Regions from separate parts of the Homo sapiens genome. Here regions 2 and 3 are each linked to region 1. A link is a loop called in an ENCODE intact Hi-C map of the cell type or tissue named here. Cell type or tissue: CD4-positive, alpha-beta T cell. All regions are shown on one strand. Region 1 overlaps MCM9 (minichromosome maintenance 9 homologous recombination repair factor). Region 2 overlaps MCM9 (minichromosome maintenance 9 homologous recombination repair factor). Region 3 overlaps MCM9 (minichromosome maintenance 9 homologous recombination repair factor).

Evidence for each region. Hi-C counts contacts between places; a loop is a spot of excess contacts. Peaks named below come from ENCODE experiments on the same cell type or tissue, not always from the same donor. Only the 100,000 strongest peaks of a DNase experiment are listed, where the experiment ranks them.
Region 2: a loop joins it to region 1, with 1.8 times the contacts of the local background. A loop is called at or near these places in 2 of 110 quality-filtered maps.
Region 3: a loop joins it to region 1, with 2.7 times the contacts of the local background. A loop is called at or near these places in 19 of 110 quality-filtered maps.

What each region holds. Positions count from the first base shown.
Region 1 is chr6:118,808,505-118,813,504 of GRCh38, forward strand. It overlaps MCM9 (minichromosome maintenance 9 homologous recombination repair factor), which reads right to left. Exons shown (of 14, transcript NM_017696.3): 14 at 4,951-5,000. Among named protein-coding and RNA genes, the nearest start is that of ASF1A, 83 kb to the right of the region's middle. In CD4-positive, alpha-beta T cell, no CTCF peak of the experiment used is centred here; DNase peaks (open chromatin) are centred at 477 and 2,097; H3K4me3 peaks cover 672 bases; H3K27ac peaks cover 2,554 bases.
Region 2 is chr6:118,861,879-118,866,878 of GRCh38, forward strand. The region is part of intron 8 of MCM9 (minichromosome maintenance 9 homologous recombination repair factor); the gene reads right to left. Among named protein-coding and RNA genes, the nearest start is that of ASF1A, 30 kb to the right of the region's middle. In CD4-positive, alpha-beta T cell, no CTCF peak of the experiment used is centred here; no DNase peak of the experiment used is centred here; H3K4me3 peaks cover 569 bases.
Region 3 is chr6:118,885,312-118,890,311 of GRCh38, forward strand. The region is part of intron 8 of MCM9 (minichromosome maintenance 9 homologous recombination repair factor); the gene reads right to left. Among named protein-coding and RNA genes, the nearest start is that of ASF1A, 6.3 kb to the right of the region's middle. In CD4-positive, alpha-beta T cell, no CTCF peak of the experiment used is centred here; no DNase peak of the experiment used is centred here; H3K27ac peaks cover 1,163 bases.

The DNA.
Region 1 (5,000 bases):
TACAGCATCATTCCCCCATTCACAGAGTCCCCTCAAAGGCAGCAAGATCCCTCAAAATAGCTTTAATTCTCCTGCTGAAAAAGCAACTTCATTTCCCAGAGTGATTAAATAAGATCATTAGAGGTCAAAATTGCATTACTCCTCAGTTTAAAATTATTCTTGACTATCATTCCTCTACAATTTTAAACAGGATTAAAGCAGGCCTAAGACACTTTCGCATTTTCCTCTCCTCATATTGGATCTAGTCCCTGTTTTATTGGCAATTGTAAAGTTGAAAATCTGGAAAATAATATATGTATCTCTTAACCACAGAGATTATTCCTAAACATATTTCAGAGTAATACTCTTTACATACTCCCATCTACTTTGACTTTCATTTAAGTATTTTTAACAGCTATGCTGTAGTTATGGTGAGCAATATATACACAGGAAAACGGAAGTTTGATAACTAGTGACACAATAAGTAGCTCCCTCTGTGGCCTGTGGCCTAAGCTGCACTTCTCGTATAGCCAAAAGTGGTTTGCAATCCCTGTAAGGTACCTAGCTGCTATCAGGTCAGGAATTTACCTAGCTCCTTGGGAAAGATGACCCAAGTGCCTTAAAGCTCTCTTAATTCAGTAATTATAATAGAATCAATAGAAGTGGTATAATTATAGAACCTTAAACCAAAAGCTCCAGGGAGATAGAGATGCGGTAGACTGGCCAATCACTGCCTCCCACCCCACACTCTCTGAGACTGTCTCCACCCAGAGCTCAAGCAGCTGTGTCTATACCAGGTGGCCACTCTCCTCATCCTCTACTCCCTTTCAAGCCAAGATGAACCCACCAAGAATCTGAACTAAAAAGCTTGAATCAGAAAGATGTAGGTAGGGCATCATCTGGCAAGGTCAGAGAAAGTCACAGCTGGAGCCAGGCCCCAAAGTAGTTCAAAAGCCAGAGGGTAGCTGGAGCAGATAAGCCTTGAGTGAGCACAGAACGTGGGGCTGCTGGGAGGAACAGGAAACTGGAGCACACTCATTGAGAGAGGCAACAACACGGGACCTTGAGGATCCAGGAGAGGCTGAGGGAACAGTTTCAGTCCTGACTTTCCAGTTCTGGGCCCATGTGGCCTGGTGAGACTTTGTTGCCTGTCCTTAATGAGACTCCCTGCTGTATCCCTACAGCAAACTTGCCTTTATTTCAGCTAGCTTCTGAGGGTTTCCTTTTCTGTAACTCAGCAATATGTAATAGATAGGCCTGATCCTCAGCCTTTATGGACAAGACCGCTGAAGACGGCGAAGCCACACTGTTGGCTAGTTCTAGAACCCAATTTGCCTTGTTCTTAGTTTTGTTCTATTACCCAGTCTATGTTGTTTTTTTTTTTAAATTTGAGACGGAGTCTCACTCTGTCATCCAGGCTGGAGAGCGGTGACACAATCTCAGCTCAGTGCAACCTCCACCTACCGGGTTCAAGCGATTTTCCTGCCTCAGCCTCCCAAGTAGCTGGGTCTACAGAAGCGTACCACCTCACCCCACTAATTATTGTATTTTTAGTAGAGGCGGGGTTTCACTATATTGGCCAGGCTGGTGTTGAACTCCTGACCTCAAGTAATCTGCCCACCTCGCACTCTATGTATTATTGAGCACTGAAAAAGTTAGATCTCAAAATAGTAAGCAATATTCCAGCATTGGTTTTGCTTATCATGAAAACTGTAAGTTAAACCAAGTTTGTTCCCACATAAAAACACACCTGATACAAATGCTTGCTTTCTGTCGGTTCACCTCTACCAAGGAATTGCAATTCCAACTAAACATAAAGAAGAGTGGCCTAAAAATAATTTGCATTCACAAGATATAGAAATTACTCATTTCTCGGTAAGTCCTGGCCCAGTATGTATATCCCATTTCCTCCCTTAAACTGTATCTTGCACCGGACTATTCACAGACACAATTTTTTAAAATTTAGTTTAATATCTGTCAAGTTCACTTTTATTACAAATATTACCCTTAGATGCATTTTCAAGCCTTTAAGGAAGAGATGTGGCAGTGGAACAGATACAAGAACTACTGAGTGTGTCATAAGGGGCGGTTGCCACCACTTCCTGTGCATGTCCTCTGAGTGACAGTGAAGAGGATGTGTGTGGGTAATGGCTCCCCGTATACCTGGGGGGCTATGTCACATGCAAGACAGAACACTGACAGGAACACCCCAATTGGAGTGGGTACTAATGTGAGCCAGGGCGCTTTTATCTTTCTTGAATGTTAATAAGGAAAGCAAGCTCAGAGGATGGTTTTGAACACTGAGGAAGAAGCACTGGCTTAGCTTCCTACATTGTGATGTTAATAGGTTTGGAAACTGGTTGTTTGGTAAGTTGCATCTGAAAGGTTCACCAGGTCCCAGGAAGTCTCTAGTGACCTAGAATTCAAGGTTGGATAGTTTCTGAACTCCTAAATATTGTGAACTGGCTAAAGGCAAGCTCTCTGAGTTAACCTAGGATTTTCTCTAGCATTCCACCCGTTAAGCAGAAGGTTTAGCACATGGAGAAGGAACAGAAATCAAGTATGCCTACAGAATGTGTAAGTTTGTTAGAATTAAAATTTGTCAACCAAGAATAAATGTTTAATGTTTTGGTATACCTTCAAAAAAGTTTAAAATTTGCATTAAGCCACAGAGTTAAAGATATCAGAATAATATGTTTGTTTTGCTCATATTTCTATAAGACACCAAAAATTACAATAAAATTCCTATTATACATTTTAGAATACTACATATGCACTGAAGATTAATCTTTTACAGTATCAGAAAATTCCATTATCTCATATAGTTACAATAGAATTTAAATTCTGGTTTAGCCCTCTCACAGATAAAATTAAGTATAGTTTTTATTGTGTTTAGATAATTTTACATTATTAAAATGTTTTCAAGAAGTACACTGGGACTGAAATCAAAATATTTTGGCAACTTGATTCAGAATTAAAGGTTTTTTGTTTGTTTGTTTGTGAGACAGGGTCTTACTCTGTCACCCAGGCTGGAGTGCAGTGGCATGATCTTGGCTCACTGCAACCTCCGCCTCCCAGGTTCAAGTGATTCTCCTGCCTCAGCCTCCCGAGTAGCTGGGATTACAGGCGCCTACCACCACACCCAGCTAATTTTTGTATTTTTAGTAGAGACGGGGTTTCACCATGTTGGCCAGACTGGTCTTGAACTCCTTACCTCAAGTGATCCACCCACCTCAGCTTCCCAAACTGCAGGGATTACAGGTGTGAGCCACCGCACCCGGCCAAAGGTTATTTTTTACACCTCTCTTTATTGAACAGAAATGTGACCTGTGAGACTGTTCATATTCCCCCAAGACAATCCATGTGCTTCCTTGATACACACATTAAAGACCATACAAGAGAAAGTTTTAGTCATCATGAAATCACGTCTATAACAAAAGTAGGACACAGCAGGATAAAACATGACCTCAGGACATCAAAACACTTTCCAGCTCTGAACCTACTAAACTTGACCCAACAGCAGTGGAAGAACTTTTGCCCATTAGTGACTCTCCTGAACAGGTGACCCTGAGGCCTAGAGTTTGGTCTCTAACACTACTGACCTTCAAAGGAAACAGAGTACCTTGGGGATAGCTGACTCCATGACATGGAGCATGAAGAAATCAAAATGGGTATGGAACATCCTGTTGTTTTCGGATAGCATGGATGCTTTTATAGAAGCATCAGAATGATGAAAGGACATTCAGGTCAACATAAAGGGACTCTGACCAAGCTGTGAGACTGAGCATTAAATATAAGCACAATGAGGCAGTTATAACACATAACAGTCTGTGATAGAAGTTTAACATTTTAGTAAGAAGGATGTTTATACAGGTTGAATATCCCTAATCGAAAAATCCCAAATCCAAAACTTTGTGAGTACTGACATGATGCTCAAAGGAAATGCTCACTGGGGCATTCTGGATTTTGGATTTTCAGATTTGGGATGCTCAACCAGTAAGTATAGGTATAGTGCAAATATTCCAAAATCCAAAAAAATCCAAAATCCAAAACATTTCCAGGCCTAACCATTTCAGATAAGGGATATTCAATATGTATTGGGTATTTTATTTCTTCTAATAATTATGTCTGTTTAAAATATTTAGGTATGTAGTTATTTCTATCTGGGTAAGTACCAAAGAATAAACATATGGAAGTGGTAATTTGGCCAAATCTTGACAGAAGGTACTAAAATGGAAAGTGGATTGATTAGCACAAAATAATAGGATGCATGGTGGGCACAAATTATAACCAGGTAGAAGGTGGCATTGGCAGTCATACACAATGACCAAGGAAGAAAGACAATTCAACATGTAATTTAAAATATGAATTACTCAGTGTCCTAAAGAGACAAGGTAACTATGAAAATTAAATCTCTCATTACTAAAAATGAAACCTCTAAAACCAAAAGTCCCAATAAAGAATACAAATATTTTAAATAACATAACAGATCAAAATACCCTAATGACATGCCAATAGGTTAGGTACTGTCAGCCATGCAAAACCTAATACATAATTACTGCAAAAGATACCAAGTTTCAAAGACAAAAATTCATAAGACATGGACTTAAAAATTTACCATTAAAAAAAGTCAGCTCCACACTGTGGCTTAGGTTTGAGTCATCCTCATCTAAATAATCAGACCACGCCCAGATCAAGATTCAGCTGGTCAAAAACCCACTTCCATTCCTTTTCCTTTAGTTCTGGTAAGAACACTGAAACCCAGGAAAGCAATAAAACTGAAAGATTAGGAATATATTAAGAATCATAGTATACTGGTAAATTATTAAACAGGTACAGAAATAATAAATTTTATAATCATTGTTTATATATGTCTTTTATCAGCTGTTTAAGGTGTTTCAAACTTCAGAGAATGGTACTCATTATGGCCAATCATTTCAAGACTCAGCCACACTAAATTTGTACTCACAGTTTAAATTTTTTCAGAAAATTTTATTAGTGAATTTTAGAACGTTTAAATG
Region 2 (5,000 bases), 53 kb after region 1:
ATGAATCTGCCTGCTTCCTGCCACCATCAACATGCCATCCATGTTGCCCAGGCTGTTCAGGATGAGGGAGGCCTGTAGGCCCATGCTGAGCTACCTTCAGCCCCCCGACATCCTCCCTCCCTGAGCTTGTCAGCACCCACAGTTTCAGAAGGAGCCAAGGCAGTGGGGTGGCACCCCTGGCCAGGTCACAAGAGTGTTCAGGCTTGGCTTCAACTTTGCTCTGAAATTGGAGTGACAGTCAGGAGTGGGGAAAGGCCAGGGAGCAGGAAAAGGTACTTCCAAGCCTTCAGGGGAAGGGGGGCTTCCTGGGCCCCCAAGAGTGCAGGGATGCCTAGGTCCAGAGCCATGGCTGGGTGGCTGTAGCTTCACCTGGGTGTGTGGGGAGCCAACTTGGTAGCAGGCAGGGCTCTCACCTGTTCCTGGCCCCTGCCAGCTCCATGGAGCGTACAGCCCTGGCCACACCTCCCACACTGCAGCTGGCATCCCCTCAGCAGTTGCTCCAAATGGGCTGATGCCACCATCAATTGTAACATATAATGAAATAATTATACAACTCACCCTAATGTAGAATCAGTGGGAGCCCTGACCTTATTTTCCTGCACCTAGACAGTCCCATCTGGGGATGATGGGAGACAGTGACAGATCATCAGGCATTAGATTCTCATAAGGAGTGCACAACCTAGATCCCTCACATGCACAGTTCACCATAGGGTTCATGCTCCTATGAGAGTCTCATGCTGCCACTGATCTGACAGGAGGCAGAGCTCAGGTGGTAATGCGAGCAATGGGGAGCAGCTATAAATAGAGACATAGCTTCGATTACTTGCCTGCCGCTTACCTCCTACTGTGCAGCCCGGTTCCTAACAGGCCATGGTTGGGAACCCTGCTATACAGGACCAAACATAAGAAGTACATCTGACATCTCCTCAGAAACCATGCAAGCAAGAAGACAGTAAAGTGAAATATTTAAAGTGCTAAAAGAGAAAAATCCCAACACAGAATTTTGTACCCTGAAAAATTATCCTTTCAAAGTAAAAGAGAAATAAAGACTTTCTCAAAGATTGAAGAAATTTATTACTAGTAGACCTGCCTTGCAAGGAATGTTAAAAGAAGTTCTTCAGAGAAAAGGAAAATGACATAGGTCAGAAACTCAGATCTATACAGAGAAAAGTAGAGCATTAGACAAAAAAAACCTGAAAGATAAAAACTTTTATTTTCTTATTCTTAATTGATCTAATAGACAACAGTTTGTCTAAAATATTAATAGAAACAACGTATTTAATTGTATATGCATAGGTATATATACATGTTTAATTATGCTTATGTATAAGTGAAATGAATGAGATGAAAGATCTAAGGACAAGGAGAAATTAGGAATATTCTGTCATTACGAGGTACTTACACTACCTGTGAACAGGTATAGTGTTATTTTAAAATGGACTTAGAATAGTTGTAAATGCATATGCAAACTCTAGGGCAACCACTTTAAAAAAAGTTTTTAAAAAGGCATATAATTGATATGCTAAGTGAGGAGAGAAAATGGAATCATAAAAACTGCTCAAAACCATAAAAGGCATAAAAAGCATCAAAGACAAAAATAGGGACAAAGAACAAGGGCAACAAATAAAAATAGTAACAAATATGGCACATGTTATGGTCTGAATGTTTGTCCCCCTGGCCCTAAAGCTCATATTAAATCTTAATCCCCATCATAACAGTATTAAGAGGGTGGGAAATCCAACTATGGTATTTGAGAGGTGGGACCTTTGAAAGGTAATTAGGATTAGATGAGATCATGAGGATGGGGCATTAGTGGCTTTAAAAGAGAAGTAAGAGTTAACACACTCAGGCCCCTTGCCATGTAATGTCTTCTACCACCTCAGAACTCTGCAGAGAGTCCTCATCAGCAAGAAGGCCTTTACCAAATGTGCCACCTCTACATTGTACTTCCTAGCATCCAGCACTCTAAGAAATAAATCCCTTTTTTTTATAAACTACCCAGTCTTAGGTATTTAGTTATAACAACAGAAAACAAACTAACTAAATATTAATCCACCTCTATCAATAATCACCTTAAACATCAATGTTCTAAATATATCAATTAAGACAGAGATTGTCAGAATTGATTTAAAAAAAAAAAAAGACCCAACTATAAGATGTTTACACAAAACCCATATTTCATTTTATTTTTTATTTCAATAGTTTTTGGGGTACAGGTGGTATTTTGGTTATGTGGATGAGTTCTTTAGTGCTGATTTCTGAGATTTTGGTGCCCCCATCATCTGAGCACTACACACTGTACCCAATAAGCAGTCTTTTGTCCCTCACCCCACTCCCACCATTCCCCGAGTCCCCAAAGTCCATTATATCATTCTCATGCTTTTGCGTCCTCACAGCTTAGCTTCTACTTGTAAGTGAGAACAAACAATATTTGAAAACCCATACTTTAAATATAAAGACACGTACAGATTAAAAGTGAAAGGACAGAGAAAGATTTATCACTCCAACAATAATCATTAAAAAGCAGGAGGTAAGAGGTAGTGATGCCAGCAACATGGCAGAACAGGAAGCTCCTGACTCTCCCTCCACCCACAAAAGCACCAAATAAACATCTATTCACGAATCAGTTCCCTCCGAGAGAAAGTCAGGGACCAGCTGAGAGACTCCTACACACTGGGCGACTAAGAAAATTTCCACATCAAATGGGAAGGAAAAGCTGAGGCATAGGACCCTGCCTTAGACACTGCTCCACATTATCTGGAAAGGACTCCCTAATATCAAGCTTCTTCCTGTGGAGAAGAGGATTTGTACTCACATGTAGAACCCTAACTCTAAGGTTTCCCATGGTCTGGTTCTTAATTCACCGGCTCTGAGAACAAAGAGGATTAAACACCCAAGACTCTCTAGACCACAATAAAATTGTGGTGGTTTGCTATGGGCACTCGAGTACTTCTGGGGCTTCATCCCCCAAGAGCAGTGCAGAGAAGGGGCCTAAAATATGCAGCCCCTTCTTTCTGCCTGGAAGGAATCTATAACACACTCTTCTGGTGGCTACATGCCTGCTTGTCTTCTAACGAACTTGCTTCAGGAAGTTAAAGAGGCAGACAAATATAGCTTGGCTGACAGCCTAAGAAGTGGACCGGCACTTCTTGAGTCTTCTCCCCTGGCTCATGCCAGAGGTAACTCCAGGTTTATTAATCTCTCATGGAAGAGAGTCTGACTGTATATTGAGCACCCACAATTTTACAGCTCCCACTCAACGGACTGTGTCCTAAACTTCCTATCTCTGAAACCAGAGGGAACAAAGTATATGTGAGTCTATCTGCACCACAGAAAAAAGTGCCAGTTTTATATGGGCATGTAGGCATTTCAGGGACGTCATACCATAGGGGCAGTGCAGAGAAGGGGCTTTAAAAACAGCTATTTCTCCTCAAATGGGGTTTATGCCACATATCAAGTGCTCCAACTTTTATAGCACCTCCCTAAATATTCCCTCTCTAAACTACTCTTAGCTCTGACAGCAGAAGATAGTAGGCATATGTGAGTCTCCTTAGATCACAGAACAAAGGGGTGGTCTTGAACAAGTGTGCAAACACTTCTAACGGCTACATCCCCTTGGAAAAGTCCCAAAAAGGGGTGAAAACATGTAGCTTCCATCTTCTCTCCAGAAGGGGCTTATAACATACTTCAAGTGGTCATTTGACAAGCTGGCTTCTAATGGACTTGCACTGGGGAGCTAACAGGGCAAACAAATAGCTCTGCAGCAGCCAAAACAGAGCTTGACACTTCATGATCCTTTCCTTTGGCTTACCCCTATGATAAATCTAGGCCTCCCCCATTCTACGTGAAAAAAGTCTGATTACACAGCAAGTGCCATAACTTCTATAACTTCCACCCAAGGTAATGTCTTCTTAACAAACTAGCTCTGGGAGTTGATGGGACTTTGCATTCTTGAGTGGTCCTAGATCCAAGAAAAAAAGAGGTGGACATACAATGGGCCCACATCCAGCAGCTATCTCCCCAGGATCTGAGGGCACAGCCTAAACATGAGTTCAGACATTTGCCATAGATCCTCTACCTGGCTTAGCACAGAAAGAGTGGGAAATAGACACCCACATTCAGCTTCACCATGAAGATGGAAGTAATTGAAACACATAGCCAACACCCCAATCTTTCCAGCTACATCTAAGATAATCTGGCTCCTAACTTCCCTGTCTTGAGGTACTGGCAGAACATGGCACATCTTAAGCTCCACAGTGCAACCCTAAACAGAGACAACAGTCTGGATGAACTCGAATATTTGAGAGGCACCTTAAAATCTTTGGCCAGACAGATTAGTGAGAACTTTCTCCTACATGAGACAAGTCTGACAAGACTGGGAGAGGTAGTTGTCTTATCTAATACACAGAAACCAAAATAGAGAGTCATGGAAAATGAAGAAACAAGGAAATACATTCCAAAGAAAAGAATATGGTAAATCTCTAGAAACTAACTGAAGTGAAGTGGAGATATGTGATGTACCTGAGAGAAAATTCAAAATAATGGTCAAAAAGATGCTCACCAGGGTCAACAGAGCAATGCAAGAAAAAAATGAGAACATCAACAAAGAGAAAGCATAAAATTATCAATTGAAAATCATATATCTGAAGAGTACTATAACTTAACTGAAAAATTCAAGAGAGGGGTTTAAGAGTAGGTAAGATCCAGTAGAAGAATAGATTGGTTAACTTGAGACAGGTTACTGGAAATCATCCAGTCTGAGGAGAAAAAAGAAAAGAAAAAGTGAAGGTAGCTCAAGCAATTTATGGGGCACCATCAGGTAAAACAACTTACGTATTATTGGCATGCCAGAAGGAGAAGAGAAAGGGATAGAAAACACATCCAAAGAAGTAATGGCAGAAAACTTCCCAAGCCTGGGTAAGAAGATAGAAAGCCAGAGACAGGAAGCCCAAACAATACCAAATAAGATGAATCCAAAGAAACCTATGCCAAGACAATCA
Region 3 (5,000 bases), 77 kb after region 1:
AACTAAACTATTGGCAAGCACAGGAAGGAAATAATAAATATTAAAGCAGAAATTACTGGAATAGAGAATAAAAATAGAGAAAATTAATGAAACTAAAAGTTGACAATCCTTTAGTTAGGGTGACCAAACAAAAAAGAAAGAATCAAATTAGTAAAGTCAGGAATCAAAGATGGGCATTATTATTGACTTTACAGAAGTCAAAAGGATTGTAAGGGAACAGTGTAAACAATTTTACATCAACCAATTAAGTAACTTAGATGAAACTGACAAATCCCTAGAATGATACCAACTACTGAAACTAACTCAAGGAGAAAAAACAACCTGAATAGACTATAAACACAGAGGCAATATTAGTAATAATAGTTTTTAAAACCACCCATAAAGAAAAACAACACAGATAACTTCATTAGTGAATTCCACCGAAAATTTAAAGAATCAAACACCAAATTTTCACAAACTCTTCTATAGAGAGAAAAGAGGGAGAAGCACTTCCTAATTCATTCTATAGGCAGTATTGCCCACAGACCAAAAATCAGACACAGACATCACCAGAATACTAAAGATCAATATCACTTACGAATACAGATGCAAAAATCCTCAACAAAATACTAGCAAACTAAATCTAGCATTATGTAGAAAGGATTATACACCATGACCAAGTGGAATTCACTCCAGGAATGCAAGGTTCATTTAACACCTGAAAAATCAATCAATATGGTATTCTCGTTAGTAGAATAAGGGACCAAAAAAAAAAAACAAAAAACAAAAACATGATCATCTCAATAGAAGCAGGAAAAGCATTTGACAAAATTCAATACCCTTTCATGATAAAAACATTCAACAAACTAAGAACAAAAAGGAATTTCCTCAACCTGACAAGAAGCATCTAAAAAAACCTCACAGCTAGTATCATTTTTAGTGATAAAGGACTGAAAATTTTCCCATTAAGATCAGGAACAAGACAGAGATGTTTGCTGTCACTATATCTATTCAACATTGTACTGCAGGTTATAGACAGAGAAATTGGGCCAAAAAGAAAAAAGAGAGAGAGAGAGAGAAAGAAAAAGAAACAATAGGCATCCAGAAGGAAAAGGGAGAAATAAAACTATCTCTATTTACAGATGACATGATCTTGTATACACAAAATCCTAAGAAATCCACTAGAAATTTATTGGAACTAATAAATGACCTCAGCTAGACTGACAGATACCAAAAAAAAAAATCAATTCTATGTCTACACACTTGGCAAAGAAGAATCTGAATTTAGAAAAATATTTCCATTACAATAGCATCAAAAAGAATAAAATATGTAGGAATAAATTTAATCAAGAATGTACAAAGCTTATACTATGAAAACAACAGGCCAGGTGTAGTGGCTCACGCTGTAATCTCAGCACTTCAAGAGGCTGAAGTGGGAGGGTGGCTTGAGGCCAGGAGTTTGAGACCAGCTTGGGCGACACAGTGAGACCCTAGTCTCTATGAAAAATTTCAAAAAATTAGCCGGATGTGGTGGCACACACACACACACCTGTAGTCCTAGCTACTCTGGAGGCTGACGTTGGGGGATCGCCTGAGCCCAGAAGTTCAAGGCTGCAGTGAGCTATCATTGTGCCACTGTGCTCCAGCCTAAAAAACAGAGCAAGATCCTATCTCAAAAAAAGAAAGAAGGAAAACTACAAAACATTACTCAAAGAAATTAAAGGCGAACTCATGTTTACTGATTGGAAGGCAGCATCATGAAGATGGCAGTACTCCCCAAAGGGATGTATAGATTCAATGCAATCCCTATCACAATCCCAGGTGGCTTCTTTGCAGAATTGATAGAGTGATCCTAAAATTCATATGAAAATTCAAGGGATGCAAAATAGCCAATATTGAAAAAAAAGAACAAGGTTGGAGGACTCACACTTCCTGCTTTCAAAACATACTACACAAACCTAAGGTCATCAAGACAATGTAGCAGTAGTATAAGGACACAGATCAACAGAACAGAATTGATTGTCCAGAAATAGACCCATACATTTAAGGTCAATTCATTCTGAGAAAGGTTCCAAGCCAATTCATTAGGAAAATAGTCTTTTCAACAGATGCTGCTGGGAAACTGGACAAGCACATGCAAAAGTATGAATTTGGACCCCTTCACACCATATACAAAAATTAATTCAAACTTGATCAAAGACCCAAATGTAAGGTGCTAAAAGAATAAAACTCTTAGAAGAAAACTCAGGTGTAAATCCTCATGACGCTGGATTAGGCAATGGTTTTTGAGAAATGACATCAAAAGCACAATCCAACATAACGAAAATAGATTAAATGGGCATCATCAAAATTAAAAGCTTTTACACTGCAAAGGACACCACCAAGAAAATTAAAAGATAATCCAAACAACTAGAGAAACTTCTTGCAAATCATGTGTTTGACAAAAGACCTGTATGTAGAACACATAAGGAACTCTTACAACTCAATGATAAAAAGACAGATGACCCAATTTTCAAAATAGGCAAAGAGCTGGCATGGTGGCATGCTCCTGTAGTTCCATCTACTCAGGAGGTTGAGGTGGGAAGATCACTTGAGCCCAGGAGTTCAAGTCCAGCCAGGGCAACAGAGTGAGACTCCGTCTGTATTTTTTAAAAAAGGGGTGAAGGGAGTGGTTAAGGATCTGAATGGACAGTTCTCCACAGAAGATATACATAGGGCCAATAAGCATATGAAAGATGCTTAACATCTTTAGCCATCAGGGAAATATAGACCAAAACCACAATGAGATACTATGTCACACACCACCATGGCTATAATCAAAAAGACAGAACAGCAAGTGTTGGTGGGAATGTGGAGAAATTAGAATGCTGGTGGGAATGTAAAATGGTACACCTGCTTTAAAAAACAGTCTGGTGGCCGGGCATGGTGGCTCATGCCTGTAATCCCAGCACTTTGGGAGGCAGAGGTGGGCGGATCACAAGGTCAGTAGATCGAGACCATCCTGGCTAACACCGTAAAACCCCGTCTCTACTAAAAATACAAAAAAATTAGCCGGGTGTGGTGGCGGGCGCCTGTAGTCCCAGCTACTCGGGAGGCTAAGGCAGGAGAATGGTGTGAACCTGGGAGGCAGAGCTTGCAGTGAGCCGAGATCACGCCACTGCACTCCAGCCTGGGTGACAGAGTGAGACTCGTCTCAAAACAAACAGACAAACAAACAGAAAACCAGTCTGGTAGCTCCTAAAAAGGAGTTACAATATCTTACCCAGCAATTCCACTCCTAAGCATAAACCTAGAAAAATGAAAACATTTGTCCCATCCCATGCAAAAATTTGTACACATATGTTAATAGCAGCATTTTGTGTAATAGCCAAAAAGTAGAAACCACCTAGATGTCCATCAACTGACAGATAAATAAAACGTGGTATACCTATACAATGGAAAATTATTGGGTAATAAAAAGGAATAAAGCATCAATATATAACACAACATGAAAGAAGCATCAAAAACATTATGCTTCAAAGATGCTGGTCATAAAAGACTACATATTATAAGATTCCGTTTATATGAAATGTCTAGAATAGGCAAAACTATAGAGACAAAAAGTAATTCAGTGCTTGCCTACTGCTTGGGGGATATGCTGGGGAGGGGGATGTGCTAAAGGCTACAAAGCTTCTTTTTGAGATCATGAAAATACTCTAAAATTGATTGTGATGATGGTTGCACACCTCTGAATATTCTAAAAACTATTGACTCAGATGCTTCAAATGAGTGAATTACATGTTATGTGAATTCTATCTCAACAAAGCTGTTACCTGAAAAATATTACTGTGTAATCATACCAGGGGGTACTTAGAGGTGGATTCTTTGCATGCCGGATTCAAAGCCTTATCAGGCACAAATTCTACCAACCAAATTTCTACCAATTAATTACCTATTAGCTCATTTGTGAAGCATTTCCCCTCCCTATCCTTTCTGGTTTTTGACTCTTTCTAAATGACCATGCATATGAGGCCTCCAATCTCACAAAGCCTACATGCCTAGCTTCTGCCAAGCGTCACTCCATCTAATGTCATTTGTCTCTATAGTAACCAACTAGAAAAGCTGCTATGCTTAGTAATGGCTTTGTACGAGCAGTGGTCTAGCCTAGAGATGTTTTAAAGATTTGAGTCCTCTCTACCGATTACTGTTTTTTTTCCTGGTATTAAAAAGTGAACCTCTGATGAATGAGAGCAGTAGAGGGTTAGAGAGAAAAGGATGGAATATATTATAAAACATGAAGGAAGATGGACTGCAAGTAGAGACTTGAGTTCAAGAGGAAACGAGTTTAGAAAGACCTTGATTGATAAGAGGACTAAGAAGACACAGACAAAAAACTAGGTATAAGAAACAGAAAATAATTATTAGGCATTTCCCTTCAAAATGGTCAAAAACAACATAATGATATACACACCAAGAAACTGTCAATAAATGTAATTACAGTGCTTCAGAAAGCTGACTGATGTAACCTATGGCTATGCAAAAGGTGTTTTACAGTATAGTCCAGCTATGGATAAGGGATCAGATATAGCTTATACCTTCAACAAACTTCTAACACAATGATGGGTAGAAAAGAACACAAAACAGTGAAACTTTTATTAATGACGTGGAGCAGAGAAGGGGAGAGGGTACGCTATGTAACAGACATGGAAACCTTATAAAAAGTATAAGGATGCATTCCAGGATGTGTAGCTCCATCCCCCACACCTTCCAAGGGATGCCTTTTTCAACAGGAGGCTTGACATCTGTAGTACCCCGTGGGGAGCCTCCCCCAGCTTTGCCTTGGCTGGGTCTCCTTCTCTCTCCCAGTATACACCTGGACCAACCTCATTAATGGAGCTTTGTTCCTCAAGAGTTCATTAATCAAGTCATTACTGGAGTGTCCGCCAGCCTGTGGGTTCTTCCAGAAAATGATACCAATCTATTTTTTCTACATACAAAGCCCACTTTAAAATTTACTTGACATGGTAGAGAGTACAAAGGTA